Linked DNA regions of Homo sapiens: region 2 is linked to region 1. Evidence: chromatin loops called from intact Hi-C (ENCODE). Cell type or tissue: heart right ventricle. All regions are shown on one strand.

Region 1 (8,000 bases):
CCAAGAAGATGAATGTAACTTAGTTCCTGCTCTAGAAAAGCTTCATCCCTTCCCAAGAAGAAAAGCCTCTCAAGGAGGAAGAGCTGACCAGCAAGCAAGGATAGGTTTGATGATGGAGGGTGAGGGGCTCCAACCACACAGACCTGCACACGGTAGGGAGGAGCAGAGGGAATTTAGTGCTGCTCAGCTTTTAGTTTCTGCAAGGCCTGGATGCTTGGACCCAGGGCTCAAGGTGACTTACAGGCATCCATGGGGCCCAAAGCAGTGATGCTGACTGTCTCAGAGGCCTTCAACTATTTAGTCAGAAAGGCTGTTCTGCTGAGGGTTATCTGGTGAGGCTGTTCAAAAGTGATCTCCAGTCACTTCGGTAATGTGAACTTAGACTCCTCTCTATTTTTAATTTTTATTTTTTGTAGAGACAGGGTCTTGCTATGTTGCCCAGGCTGGTCTCGAACTCCTGGCCTAAGCAATCCTCCCAAGCATTGGGATTATGGGAGTGAGCCACTGTGCCTGGCCTTAGATTCTTCTCTAAGTGAGAAATTATTATAAAACAGTAAAAGTAGGAAAGGCCAGCAAGGAGCTCCCCAGGGGTTAGTACAATTACATAATTCGACTCTTCTGGAACAAACCCACAAGCCGAAGCAGACTTTTCTGAAAAGTGTTTGCCTGGCAGACATAGTTATCTTATGACGGATCACTATGAGCGGTGATAACTGCGCCTTATATTTTCCCAAGAACTTTCACATGTAGCCTGATTCATACTATACCCCATCATACCTCCACCAGAAACCACAAAGGCTAATGTTCTAGAGACCCAAATGACATAAAGATACATTTCAGATATAACCTACTACTATAACTACAAAAGGTTAAACTTCTTTAAGTCTTTTTTAAAAGTTTGTCTTAAGTTTAAAAAAAAAATCCTCCAGTATAAGTAGTGTTATATGGTACTCAGTTTCTACCAAAAGCAGCAGTTCTCTCCAGCTCTGGGATAGTAAAAAATGAACCTGAGCTAAATACATGGGAGATTTTTGAAAAGCTAATGGTATAAAGTAACATTTAGTGAAAGGCTGCCATTTTGGAACTCATCAAATGTTAATTTTCTTCGGTGTGAAATGATTTGGTGATCAAATAGGAGAATTTCTGCATGCTTAGCAAATACAAACTGAAGTTTTTAGTCAATCTAGGTGAAGGGTATATCGGTGTTTATTGTACCAGTCTTTTAATTTTTTTTTTTTTGATAAATTGGAATATTTTCAGAGTAAAAAGTTAGAGATAAAAAGACATGTTCAACATAGAGCTCTTTTGGATAATTTGCCATTGTTGTACCCATACTGAAAGCCAAAATCCAGATTTTGTCAACTTTACTCCAACAATAATACAGCAAAATCCACATACAGATTCTATCTGAAACTGCCTCCTTCCAGATCAATATTAAACCAAGTAGAGGGTGAGCCTTCAGGCCTGCAGGCTAGAGAATTAGGGGTTACCACTTGTGCCATTAGGAAAGAGAACTTCATTTTTATTTAATACTTTTTGGATCATAATTATGCACTGAGTACTCTTCTAACTTTCTAAATGCCAATTCATTTACTTCTTATAAAAACCCATCTTGTAGGTACTATTATTATCCCCACTTTGCATTTAAAGAACCCAAGGCACTTGCCCAACATTACACAGCTAGCAAGTGGCAAAGCCGGGATTCAAACCTAGGCAAGGTGGCTCCAGAGCACAGCTCCTCACAATGCCGCCACATTGCCCATCTTCAGAGAACAAGTATCAATCCTTCAGGGACCTAAGACAGGCTTGATGTTCATAGTCCTTTCATTATTGAAGGGTTAGCCTTTGTGAGACACTCATAAATGACTTCAAGTCCTTCTACCAATCATCCTGACAAGGAAAAACTCCAGGCTATATTCTGTTTGAAAGGCTAGAAAGGAACTAAAGGCCCAGTAGGTATGGTTAGACTGAGGGTCGGATATTTACCTATACATGTAACAGCATGCTGTCCAGCTAATGAAAAGACGTAGGCACTTTCATGTGTACTGTTGACCTCTAGAAGGCAATGTTAGATCTAAAATACAAGGTGTAGGACAATGTATATCGTCGGCTAAACTTCACTTGTGTTTTCTGTCAAGGATAAATAATATGATATGTTTGTAAGTGCATATCTGTATAGTTTATCCCTGATAGAAAACACATATCCAACAGGATATGCAAGTAACTAATAACAACCACTGCCTTTGGAGAGGGGAACACAGAAGCTGGGGCTCAGTGCTGGGAGGGAGTCTGGCTTTTTGGAGTGGATTTTTGCACTGCTTGGCTTTTCATGAGGGGCATACGTTACTATTCTGAATTGCTATGTTATAACATTATGAAGCGGGGTGGTCACAGCAGGTTCCAACACAGTCCTTATAACATCTTTTATCAGCATTCTCAGTAGCTCAGGCTTCAGAATTCAGCTCCTGGGAGTGTAGTAGTGCCAGGTGATTGGCTAGTGGCTTTTAGAGGCTCCCATTCACAGACTGAGTGGCAGGGCCTGTCCACTTGATGAGCTGTGGGTAGATGTAGATGTTAAACCTGCTACTTTCAGGACACTTCAGAGAGCCAAGTCCAAATGAAATGTGAATTCTTTTCATGTGCTTTACTAGCCCTAGGGTTCAATCCATTCTATTCCTAATGCAGATGAAAATAAGAACCTGGCCAGGAGGCCTGCGAATAGGGTGACTGCAGAGATGTTATCTTGGGAGCATCTTCTCATCCCTTCTTGGCTGAGGAATCCCACATTGCACTGCTCTCAAAAGCTCCTTCAATTGTGGACAGATGGGCTTTTCCCTCAACTAAAGGATATTTGCTTTTATTGTTCTGAATGAAGTGAACAAAGTCCATTCACTTGCACTGAAATAATATATTGCTTTGAGTTTATTTTAAGAGCTGCTGTCACACCACTCTGGGATCCGACCTCATGGTTTCTTAAAGGCTAACTAGGGCTGTCTACCATAAACACCAGTGCTGGAAACCTGGCCCAGCTTCACCCACTGACTCAACCTGGCACAGGTCCAGGCCCCAGGGATGTATGGGCCGAAGGACTGGAGGTGGAGTTCACTGGCAGATCAGGGACCTGGGGTCATTAACAAACTTTTCCAACACTTCTTATTATAGTATGTGTTTGCAAAAGCTAGACTTTGAAAAGTCGCCTTTAAGACCGGTCAGTTTACATAGGATTTAAAGATAGACTAATGCTTCCTTCTCTAACTAGTGTGGAAATGGTATTGTTCCTTGTCAGAGTAGCTACAGTTTCAGTGTCTAACCACTAGGGGCTGAACTAACTCTACCAAAACTATTTTCTAAACCATGTCTTTTGCAAATTAACAGTTTCCAAGATGACTGAATTACACCGTTCATAAACAGTCATGTCTAGAACCATCCCTTCCAACACTGAAAGGCTTTGATGTTAGAATAGAGGGAAATGTCAGGTTTGTGTTCAAAGAAGGGGGGCAAGCATGAAATAGGAAATAACACAAATCAGAGAGAACATGAGAAGCAGAATGACATCAAAACGTCCTAGTGTGGTGACCTCACTGTATCAGAATTCCTTGTCTAGCCCCCACCTCATCCTCTATGGAAACAAAATCCCCAGGGTAGAATCTGGGCTCTGAATGTTCAGAGGGCTCCAAGGTTGAATCTTATGTACAGCCAAGATCACAACAACTGTGCTAGCCCAACACTCCTTTAGAGAGGAGATGGAGGCTCAGGGAGGGCAGGTACTTTGACTATCACCTTTCCAAGTCACTACTGGGAAAAGTCCCGGGTCTCCTGACTCTCCATCCAGTGCTCCCCGGGAGACAGTATCCCCTTCCAGGGCACCAGGGCATCACTTGTACATTATACCACTTACGATTTGGTTTCTGGCAGTCCTGCTGAATGATCCGGTGGATCTTTCTGTGCAGGTCTTTGTCTTCTCTGGTTACCTAAATAGGAAAAATAGTTGAGAGAGAGAGTGTTCTTAGGTAACACAGCAGTTGTGTCATCCAGACTTCCAAATTAGTATTCAGGATAGTTTCTAAAGATTACATAATAATCATCTTCCCTACACCATTAATGTGGTGTTTGATACTTGGCCTAGTGTCAAACCAGTTCTGCCCAGAGGACACGTCCTTGGGAGTTGGTTCATTGGGGCAATGAGGTTAAAACAAAAAAAAAGCTGGAATTGCATACTTTTAAGGGACAACTTTCTTCTTCAACACTCATAACACATTTTTGTTATTTGTTGTTATAGTTTTGAGCGAGGCACAGTGATCAAGGCCTCCAATCTCCACCCCATGACTCCTTCTTCTGGGCCCTGACACCTGTCTTGTGTTGCATCAGTTTTCTTGCTTCTCCCAACCACAAGGAAAAATAAAAGGAGAAAAAAAAAAAAAAAACCCTGCAAGGACAGGCTAGCATGAGAGTAAAGCTAGCCTATCCACTGAAACACATTCTGCTCTCAAAGGTAGACATAACTTAGTCTTTTTCTTTTTCCTTTTTTTTTTTTTTTTTTTTTTTTGAGACGGAATCTCACTCTTATCGCCCAGGCTGGAGTGCAGTGGCACGATCTTAGCTCACTGCAACCTCCGCCTCCCAGGTTCAAGTGATTCTCCCGCCTCAGCCTCCCGAGTAGCTGGGATTACAAGCGTGCACCACCACGTCCAGCTAATTTTTGTATTTTTAGTAGAGATGAGGGTTTCACCATGTTGACCAGGCTGGTCTCGAATGCCTGACCTCAAGTGATTCCACCCGACTTGGCCTCCCAAAGTGCTGGGATTATAGGCGTGAGCCACCGCACCTGGCCAACTTAGTCTTTTTTAACCAGCTCAGATTAAGAGGGAAGCAGCACACAACAGGTTTCACCTTCATGTTCCACAGTGAATCTAGTAACAAAAAAAGAGAGAAAGAGAAAGAAAAAAAAGAAACAGAAAAAGAGAGAGGAAGAAAGGAAGAAAGAAAATAGGCATGCAAACAAATAGCTGTAAGTTTCCTCCTTAAAGACAGCCCAAGAATGCCTGTCTGACCTGCCTTACTGGAGGGGGCATCTTGAGAACACCTGCCTTCTCTCAGCTCACAAGGTTATGACGAAGATTAAACAAGGTCATGTGTGAGAGCTGCTGAACCTAGGAAAGCACTAGGCAAACAGAAGTGTTGACTTATTTTAACCATTTCCCTGAGGCAGGGCTTCAGGAGAAAGGTGACTACAAAGCAGTGGAGAGATGAAGTCAGAGATGGCGACAAGAGATCTATTTGTGCTTGATCACAATGATTCACAGGAGGAAGTACCCAGCCCCACCACGCCTTGCCCTGGACTGCTGCTCCTCAGGAAGGGCTGCTCTCTAAAGGCCTGGGAGGAAAGGTGTGTCCCAGAGCAGGGCTCAAGGTGAGCTGCCCCCATAGCTTCTCCAACTTCCAGGAAGCAACCAACTCCCACCCGGCCTTCCCATGCCAGGACTCCCATCCTGGGACGGTGTGGGAGGCACTCGCCCTTATGTAGACTGGGATACCTGCTTCAAAAGTTATTTAAATGGTATTGTAATTTCTAAAATCTCTCTAAAGAGGGGAGTCACTAGGGTAAATCAACATCAGGAAATGTCATATTAAGAAAAGCTCCCCGTCAGGAATCTTGCCTGTGAATAGTGAGACTTCTGGAATACCACAGAATTTGATCAGTCTCTGGGAGAGCTGCACATAACGGAGTCCACACCCACTGATGTCAGTGGTCCTGAGAAGGCCCATTTCCACCTTAGCTCCTCCCAATATTAAAGGTATGCAGCAAAAGGTGAACTTTTAACTTGAAAGAGTGAGGCAAACAAGCACCTACACTTCTGCTGGGAGTCAACTGGTACAGCCTTCAGGCAGGCCCATCACACTGTGTTGACCAAAAGCTTAAATGGCCATGCCCTCTGCTCCAGCAGCTCTTCTTTTAAGAGTCAATCTTACAGAAATACTGACATGAGTTCACAAATATAGTTGTGCAAAAATAGCCACAGCAACACCATTTGTGACAGCAAAAGTTAGAAATACCCTAAGTACCCATCAAAAAGGAATGTCTAAAAAATACACAACAGGTACCCATAGTATGGAATACCCTGAGGATGTTAAAAAGAACGAGGTAGATTTATAACTACTAATGTGGAAAGGTGCCTGTCATGTGTTATCTTGGTACCAAAAAAGGTACAGAGCATTATTTAGAGTAGCAAGTCTCAATGGTCCCAGGAGATACCCGGCAATGTCCAGGGACATTTTTGGTTGCCACAGTTGGGGTGTTGCTCCTGGTCTCTAGTAGGTGAAGGTCAGGCATGCTGCTAAATATCCTGCAATGCACAGGATAGTTCCCATGGCAATCGATCACCTACCCCAAATAGTGTTCAGATTGAGAAGTGTCAATTTAGAAGATGATCACATTTTTTATAAAGCAAAAAGGTTCTTGCATAAGTCAGGGATTGGAAACAATGAAAAAGCCACAGGAGCACATTTGTATATGTATGCATCTGTAAATGTACAGATAAATGTCTAGAAGGATATACAGTTATCTCTCGGTATACTCAGTGGATCAGTTCCAGGACCCTCAGGTATACCAAAATCCACACACACTCAAGTCCTGAAGTTGGCTCTGTGAAACCTGCATGTACAAAAAGTTAGCCCTCATATGTGGGTTTCACATCTGCAAATACTGTACTTTCCATCTGCATTTGGTTGAAAAAGTCTGCATATAAGTAGACCCATGCAATTCAAACTTGTGTGGTTCATGGGTCAACTGTATTATTAAAAGAGATACCTCGGGGAAGGATAAGGGCCAACTTTCACTTCTGATTTTATGTACCTCCTTAATGATTTTTAAGAATAATTAAGTGGTTATTCATAAGTAATAAATATATTTGTAATTGAAGCTACAAAGAAAAAAAGTTAAGTTGCAAGTGTCTTACATAGTATAGGTTATCAAAACCATCATCTTTCTGGAAAACAAGTCCTTTTTCCTGCAGCAGTTGTATAGCATTCTTAAATATACTATGAATTGCCTTGGAAGTGGTGTCCTTCTTAAAATTCACCTGTAAAGAGAGGAAAAAGAAAAAAGAAAAGAAATAAGTCTCACCTTACGGCACCTGAGAACAACTCCTAGACCAACTGGTTCATGAATTTGTCCAACAGGCCTTTTAACTGCTGAGTCAAAAAGATCCTGGTATGTACCGGCCTAGCAGGATGGTATTTAAGGAGGACTGAGAAGTGTGCCCCGGCAGGTCACCTTTCATAACTGTTCCCTACCTTAGTTGTGATTTTTTTTTTTTTAATGAACTCAACACTCCATAGTGCAGAATAAAAAAAGCTACCCTCACTGTTGGACAATCTTTGACTTATTTTTTATACAAAACCAAAACACTGTATATATATATTAGCCCCCTTTTCCATTAAAATTGAGGCTGTATACAATCTCTTCCTAGGGACTTCAAAGATTTTTTGTATGTTGGAATAATTTGGGGATTCCAGCATGAAGTATTAAATAGCCTCATTATTTTAAATGGAGGACAACAGAGGCTGTGCAGAGATCCACCAAGGGGAGTCCACAAGGCTGAAGGTAGACAGCAGTCCTGGTGAAGCACAGTCCCCACCTAGAAGGGACCTCTGCTGCTGTCAGCTCTCCCCCTCACTTTCAGTGTCTCTTCACTTCTCTGGAGACACGTTTGCCTGGGGAGGGTCATCCAGGTCATCCTGCTTCTTATCCCCGAGGAAGCTAGGCTATCAGCTATGTCCCCCCATGCTTGACCAGATGGGATGCTTCTTGAGTCAGGGACTTTGTTTCATCTTGGCCACCTCCTCCCTAGCACACGTTAGGTGACTGATAAAGTATCTGTGAGATGAATGGAAACAAATACACATTAGAGTGTGTGTATTCTTCTTATTATTCCATTGGGGATTTTCCACTCCTTCCTAAAACAAAGAAAAGGGCGAACAACAATTGCTCTTCAAAGTAC
Region 2 (8,000 bases), 290 kb before region 1:
ACCAGCTGAGAACCCGGGAGCTGGATGCATATATTCTGGAATCAGGGCCTGCAAACTCAAAGATTGGTTTGTGGCTGGTGACTTCTCTCTGCTAAGTAAATCAATGACCATTCATTGAGAACTGATGGGGACCCAGCGTGTGGCCCAATGAGTGGCAGTTTTTTCCTAGCCAGTTTCTGTGGCCAAATTTGGAGGATTTTCCAACCTGCTATGGCTGGACCCTTGGGTGTTAAATCACTAAATTCCCTTTCTACCTGCTCTCTTCTTCCTGAAACACTCAGAGCTGACTTCTTCCTTCTTTCTAATCAACAAAGACAAAACTCCAAGCCCCTTTTCAGCCTTCACACAATTTTTCTTTCTAGAAGACATCCGCTTCTGGAAGCCTCCTTCCCTAATGAAGGGACAGTAGGCCCCAGCTACCCCAAACATGCACATGCTCTTCTCACCAACGTGCCTCTCACTTGCCTCTAACGTGCTCGAGCCATCCTTTTGTTCTAAATAATTCTTCCTCCCTCCCTCCCTTTTTTCTCTTTCACCTCTTGAGGCGCAGCCTATTGGCCAGGATGGAACTGGGAGCAAGGCGGGGACCTTCAGTGCAGGGGACCCCATTCTCTAAGGCCACTGAGTTCTAGGACTGGAGTAGGAGAGGGTGCTGTTGTCAAGGTTAAGTGCAAACTTGAGATTTTAAAAAGACAGGATTGGGGAAGGGGGATTGCATGCTAATCCCAACCTTATAGGCAGGCTGGGATCAAGACCTTGGAAGGTAGGGCTCTCCACCCAGTCTGTAAGCACCAGTGTGCCCACCTTATGGCCTGGGGACCCAGGTTTGCAGGAGGGAAGTTAACAGTGGGGCTGTTTTTCCCCAAAGCTGTGGGTCACTGATCCTGTCTTCTCACTGGCTCTGATCATGCAGCTTGGGAACCACAGAGACATGAGACTGCACCAAACAGGGCTGATGATTTAGCCAGAAACTCAGGAAGGTCTAGCACAGCCCTCCACACACTTCCCAGGAAGTGTTTGGTCTGGCCCTGCAGTTGGGACTAAACTTATATGCACCTGCAGGTCTTGTTGGGTGCACCGTGAGCAAGTTCTCACCCCAACCACCTGACCCACCCTCTGAAACAAGGACGAAAGGGCTGGCAGCTTTCATTATAAGGGGCTTCTCATACCCATGGCATGGCTGAGGGGTGGGAGTCAGCCTGCTCGATGACACGTCTGCAGGGGATGACCTAACTGAACCAACTCAGTGTTTCTATTCCCAGTGGCATCTCTTTTGCACATCTTCATTTTGGAGCCTGGGATGACTGCCTAGGCCACTTATGCTAGACCTGTTAATGCCAGTGTGAAATTTCCAACTAAATACTTAATAAAATAATTACAAAAAGAAAAAAAAATGACACATTGCACTCTCCAGCCAGAATGATGTGTGTGAATGACACACTTGCTGCCAGAAGCTGTGAGTCCCTTGGGACCTGCCCATTGCCAAGGACTTGTTCAATGGAGACAGCTTGCCTGGTATTTTTTTTTCTCTAACCCCATGTTATTTAGTTCAAGTGGGAAGTTACCAACACTTGCATACACAGACACACACACACACACACACACACACACACTCTCTCTCTCTCTCTCTCTCTCACAACACATGGCCCTCAAAAAAGTGAGGGAATCTTAATTATTTAGCAATGTGGACAGTTCTCTTCCCAGAGAGCTCTGCTTTGAGATTCTCAAAGACTAAATATCTAGATGGATATACGCCAAGGGAGAGACCCGCACAGGGCACAGTCCCATTCCAGGCACAGAGATCTGTGTCTGTGCAGAAATTCACCAAATAGGGGGTTGAAGTAGCAAGCATACAGTACTGGAGGTGGAGGGAACAAGCCACAGGGACGTCCCTGTCACCTTGAGGGGCAGAGCTCTGAGGCTCCAACCCAGAGGAAACTTCCCATTCTGTTGCTTTCTCTACCGGTGCTGAGGAAGGAGGCCAGATTGGTACCTGTTGTGGGAAGTTTTGTCTGCAGAGAAACTTGAATAGACCCCCCGACTCTTCCCGGAGCAGAATTTGTATGGACTCTCTGGGTGTGGAGCCCAGGCAGGGCTCACTTCTCAGGCTGAAGTCGCTGAGATGAATGGGCAGCCCAGGCTCAGCCCCAGGCCCTGCTGCAGGCTTGTGGGAATTGGTGTCTCACCAGGGTGTGCGCGGCTCAAGGTTCTCACATCCCCCAAAAAGATCTGGTGACTTCTAGGCTTCCTGCCTAGAAACTGAACTGAGGGCACCCAGTTTTAGAAAGATTCAAACATACACCAGAAGGATCACAGCCCAAATATCAGGACACTGGGGTGAGAGAGGGCTGCTGGGAGTCATTTTTAGGCCAGGTCTCTCTGAGCAGCTGGCTGCACCACAACAGAAATCAAAACAAGGAACAGCTCCCGAGGGCCTGCCTCTGCTCCAGGGACTGGGGCCTAGAGGTCAAGGGCCCCATGCCTGAATCCCTTTCTTCTGGGTGGATCTGGCAGGGACCCCTATCATCTTCCCAAAGAAGGGGGAGAGGAGAACGCCACAAGATCAAACTCCACCAACCCACCCACCTGTTCCACAGCTAGGATTCCTTCAGCACCCCGCTCCCTGCCTCTTGCTCTCTGAGCGCCACTGGTATTCCCTCCATTGTCCCCAATGAGCCCTGGCATCCATCTTGGTAATATTGCACTTTTCCTGTCTCTCAGATTGTTTCCATTTTTGATTGAGAATGCAAGGTATTTGGAGGGGTAGGGGAAGTGAGTAACCTTAAAGAAATAATATATTAGTTAAATACAATAACAGGAAAAATAGGGGTTATTTTATCTTTTTCCCCTTATTAAAAACAAGAACTACCAAACCAAGGTCTAAACTTAAATAGTCCTACACCTATTCTGCAAACACTAGTAATAGGAAAATAATGCCTGACTGGAATTCCCTTGTCTTTTTTCCTTAGATGATAAAAGTAGTAACATGCCTTGCTGAGGAAAGCAATGGATATAAATGCCTGTAAAATACGCTGCTCTAACATCTGAAAGTGATTAAAATGATTCTATATAATGCCTTCGTCAAGATGGAAAATCAAGGAGGAAGAAAGAGAAACCTTTGGGGCCAGGCTTAGGGTAGACGGGGCTGAGGCCTGGCAAGACAGCCCGTCTACAGTCATTGGACATAGGGGAAACCCACAGGGCATGGGGCACACCTGCTGCTCAGGGTTGCCCCTTTCCAGCTCTCTCTCACTGCCCCCAAAGTCCCATGGCCTGGTGAGAATAGTGAGGAGGAGAGGGGCAACACAGCCAGGTCTGCTGTCACAAAGAGGGATGAGGTGGGGGGAGATGACATTTTTTTCCCCTTGCAATAAAAGAAAAAGGTCTTGAAACGGAAAGGAAAACAAAGCACCAAATGCTGCATCTTCGGGCATTATATGAACCTCAATAATGACCTCAGAAGGGCTCATTATGGTTAAAGTTGCAGTATACAGCAATACAGTGTCGTTTCACATTTTCAGTCGCAACTCATGGGAAACTAGGTTTGGACACTGCGGAGATTTTGTTTTTCTTTTTCCTTTTTTAGTCCGATCTGGTTTTCCTCCAGATGGGTCAGAGCCCTAGGCCCCCTCCCTCCTCTGCCTGCTGCCGGCAGTATCCTTCAGCATCACAAAGCAGCTCAGTAGCTCAAGGGAAAGGCCCTCTCGCCCTGGCTAGGGCTAGGAGGCCAGGCGCACAAGGCCTGGTACCCCCTGGCCATGTCGGAGAAGGACTGGCATGCACCCTTCTTGCTTCAAGTATTAATATTCTCTTTGGGTTTGCAGGGTTTGTGCTGTGAGTTAGGGGGTGAGGGGGCGAGGTGCGAAGACTGGGGCATGGCAATCCCTGTTCACTGCCCAAATCTACATGCTGTCACCAGATGGCAGCATTCCCCACTTTTCCTGGATGCCTGAGCAACTCCCAGCCATCCTTGGGGCTGGATGTCACAATGTAAACATGACCACACAATAAACTATAATGGCAGTGAGGAGGAGCACGGGATTAATGTAGTGGGGAGATCTGTCATTAACTAGCTGTGGGATTTTGGAAAAGTTGTTTCCTGTCCTTGGGCCGCAGTAACAGGAAGGGATGGGATAGAGACCTCTGAGGTCTCTTTCAGTCCTGCATTTTAATGACTCTATTACTTACAGCACTGGGGGTCAAGGAGAGGGGGTCCTTGGGGGGGGCTGGGAGAATGTGGGGGGCAGTGCAGGTGGTGGGGAAGGGCAGGAAAGGCAGGCTCTCGGGAGCACTGTGGTCCAGTCCAACTGAGATGCTCTGTGCTTGGCAGACATGCTCTGCACTCCCTCCTGGCCTGGCTGGCGCACTAGTGACTGAACTGGCTCAGTGCAGACATCTGAGGAGCGAGGCTGCAGGGCCCTCCCCCTGGAAGATAGCTACATTGAAGGTTCTTTACCTGACAGTCACTCTACTTTTAAATTTTATTTTAAATAGTCATAAATTACTTTTTTTCTCTTAATAAATATGTGCTGTTTAAAAATGAGAAAAGTATATACTGCATCTTTAAGTAATGCACTTTGCTCTCTGGGTTTTTTCCATTCTACCTTATTTAAAGTGCATTAATTAAAAAATAATGAACCACTTCTTTATCATTATTGTTCAAATAAGTACAAATAATATTAACATGAAGACACTAAACCACTACCATTAGTACTGCAATCTAGCAGATTAACTCAACATCCTGCTCTATTTAATACTGTCCAGCAGAAGAAAATAACTAATTTCAATTTTAAACAAACTCACAAAACAAAAGGAAACAAAACAATCTCACCACAGGCCTTCGACAAAGAACACGAGCCATTTGCTCTAGCTGCCAGGCATCAGTGTATGGCGAGGGACAGGGGCTTAGGGTTGCCCAGGCAAGGCCTCTGGGATGGGGTGTGGTGGGGTAGGGTAGGGGTGGGGGTGGGTTTTGAAGGCACTGAGACACTGGGTCCCATGCTGCCCTGCCTGGGTGGGGAGCAGGGTGAGGGAGGGCCTTTCCTCCTCTATAGAAAACACCAACCCCCAGTCCAGGGACCCTGGCAGCTGAATCGGTGGCTGTGAGGCCCAATCTGTCCGAAATCAAAGGCACGTGTGGAAATCCACTCCCAGCGAAGGGGGAGTCCTTGGGGGAAGCCGGCTGGGCTTCTGGAGGGTCCCCTCTGAAATGTCAACAATTGAAAAACACAACCCAAAGGTGACAGAGGACCTACAGGGAACTTTATTCTCTCGCTTCTGTCTTCACTGGGGCACTGACCCTCGGGAAGACCAGGTTGGCTCCTGGCACAGGGATCCTCCATCTTCTTGGGCACCTGTGGCATTGCCAGCAGGCCAGAGGGGGTGGCTGGCGGTGTTGGCTCCAGTCTGACCCAAGGGGCCAGCCGGGTCCCCCCTCTGCCCATAGTGGGGACAATGGCTGCTTCTCCATGCTTCATACGTAAGGCTTCCAGCCCTGCCCAGCTGGGGAACACACGCAGAATGGCGGTCACCCAGCAGGCTGGGAGCTGCCTTCTCTCCAAAAGTCTGGCTCCTGAACACCCTCCTCCTTCCTGGGGAGGGTTTTTGCCCCTCTGAGGTTGTGCAGGAACCAGAAGAACAGTTTCTCTGCTTCACCATGTCTGCAACCTGGGGCTTGCCTAGCCCCAAATTTTTCTGGCAGGCGCCAAGCTCCAGCACAGTCCACACAGTGGAAACCAAATGAAACGACTTTGGCTTGTGGAGGGGGAAGAATGTGAAACAAAAACAAAAGCAAAATCACCCGCCCACAAGATACAACAGAAACCCCATCCACTACCCATCCCCTTCCCATGTGAGGCCGACCACCCAGGCCCCCAAACAACCCCTAAAATAAGACGCAAACCAAAGGCCTGACATATAAGCCCCAAATCAACAAACCTCTCCCGAAACATGCAAAGGAACTGCCCGCCCAGAAATACCCAAAATAGTCTGTGCAGATTAGGAAGAGACCGGTGGCTTCGCCCACCCTCTCTGTAAACTCTGGTACTGTGTCCTCCATGGGGTGCCCCACGGAGAGCGGGCTCTCTTCTCAAGGCCAAGACAGTGACAGTTATGAAAGATGGTCTTTGCTGGCACCTGGGAACTGCTTTTTCTTCAACTAACAGTGACAATGGCCTGGCCCAGAAGCAGGCTTGAGCTCAGAAGACACCCCCAAGCCTGAAAGCCAGTGGTGGCTTCTAATGTACCCACCTGTGGTAGGCGTGGCAATGCCCAGGAAACCAGCACAATTCACAAATACAGCTTAGGACAATACCAGGGATACCTGGGGTGGCAAGATGCCAGCAATCAAAACTGGGCCAAGCAGGGGCAGGACACTGGAGGCCCCCATGACCTTGTCTTTTCCAGATCTGTAGCAAAGGCACAACTGGGGTCTCCCACATGGCCTGTCCCAGATGGCATGTAATCCATTGGTGAAGTCCCTATGGTGCACAGGATATCTCAGCTTTCTTGGCTCTGGGTCCCAGGCCTGGGACTCCCTGGTCCATTCCCTTCCTCACTCAGTGTGGGCACCCCCATCCCCTACCTTCCAGCTGTGGGATGGCTTGGACAGGGGGCATCTTTGAGGTCACCCATTCTGCAGTGTTGAATGTTGTCCACCCCCCACCCCCCACCCCCATTTTTTCCTTTCCCTTTTGTTCGTCTCACCGCTCATCCAGTGGGCGGCCAGAGAGGCACACTGAGGCTGGAAGAGCCCAGGCCCTCTGCTAGTTCTTTTTCTCAAGGTAGTTGGAAGGCACCCAGCCTTTGAAGGGCTTCACACCATCCAGGATCTGGCAGTACCACCAGCCATTAGGGTTCCTCTCCAGAACCTCCATGGACACCCCCTCCTGGAAGCCTGCTGTCTCCTCATCCCCCTCGTAGTCTGCGATAGAGACGTACACATCTTTGAGGTTATTGTGGATGAACTGAGACTTCTCGATGGGCTTGGGGCGCACAGGGGACACGGGTATGCTGTTGCGCTGGGCGGGCAGTAGGGGTGAGTCTGAACCCTGGCTGGCAGCCCGTTCGGCCAGGCGGCCCTTGGCCTCGGCGGCAGCGGAGCGAGCAGTGCTAAAGGAGGAGTTCCGTCGGACGCCTCGGAGGCCATCAGTGGCCGTGAGTGACTCATTCCTCCGCAGGGCGCAGGACAGGTTGTTGTCCTTGGGTGGCGGGGACACAAACACCGACTGGGGCCTGACCGCCACCTGCCGCACTCCGTTCCTCATCTTCACCGCTGGAGTGCCTGAGGTCTTGCCGAAGCCCCCGGGAGGTTTGGAGGGGATGGGGGGCGTGGCCTTCTTGCTCTGGTTGACGGTGTTCAGTGCTTGGACGCGCCTCTCGATCTTCTCCAGGCTGTCTGATTTGCCTTCGTTCTGCCTGCCCTTGGCGGGCACTGTGTCCAGCTCTTTGCCAGAGGGGTCAGGTTGCTCGTTCTCATCCAGCACCAAATAGTGGGAAGGGGCCCAGCCCTCCAGCTCCCCAAACCTCACATACCACCACCCGCTCTCCTGCTTCTCCAGCACCTGCACCTCCACGCCCGCGGGGAAGCTGATCTCCGAGTCCTGGACCTTCTGGTAGGCGCTGCATGTCATGTACGAGGTGGCTGGCCCTTCCCATTCCTTCTTGGTGGGACATGGGGGAGTGGTGGCTGGGAGGGTGATGAGGTCGGATGAGCTTCTCCTAGACCCCTCACTGGGAGCCTCGGAGGCCGTCTGCGGGGGCAGCTCCGAATCCTCACTCTTGGAGCCCTTGAGCCCTCCACGGAGCTGGCCTGTGGGTCTCAGCTGGCGCCGTAAAGTGCTGATGTCCATCTTCTCTTGGCTCTGCGACTCTGCTCGGTTTAGGAATGGCTTGGGCCGGACCGATGGCTTGGCCCGGGGACAGGAGGTCAGCCCAGCGTTCGCATCAGCATCCTTCTTTGCCCTGACCTTGGGAGTGCCGCGGATGCCTGCGTCCGAAGC

The links. A loop is a pair of places that touch in the nucleus more often than their neighbours do. Peaks named below come from ENCODE experiments on the same cell type or tissue, not always from the same donor. Only the 100,000 strongest peaks of a DNase experiment are listed, where the experiment ranks them.
Region 2: a loop joins it to region 1, with 3 times the contacts of the local background. A loop is called at or near these places in 15 of 110 quality-filtered maps.

What each region holds. Positions count from the first base shown.
Region 1 is chr10:103,885,174-103,893,173 of GRCh38, forward strand. It overlaps STN1 (STN1 subunit of CST complex), which reads right to left. Exons shown (of 10, transcript NM_024928.5): 8 at 6,957-7,079; 9 at 3,899-3,971. Among named protein-coding and RNA genes, the nearest start is that of STN1, 29 kb to the right of the region's middle. In heart right ventricle, CTCF peaks have their summits at 3,326 and 3,528; a DNase peak (open chromatin) is centred at 3,058; H3K27ac peaks cover 7,486 bases.
Region 2 is chr10:103,595,052-103,603,051 of GRCh38, forward strand. It overlaps SH3PXD2A (SH3 and PX domains 2A), which reads right to left. Exons shown (of 15, transcript NM_001394015.1): 15 at 1-8,000. The coding sequence ends at 6,765. Among named protein-coding and RNA genes, the nearest start is that of NEURL1-AS1, 82 kb to the left of the region's middle. RefSeq lists an enhancer at 3,801-4,095. In heart right ventricle, a CTCF peak has its summit at 3,915 (motif pointing right); a DNase peak (open chromatin) is centred at 3,923; H3K27ac peaks cover 1,219 bases.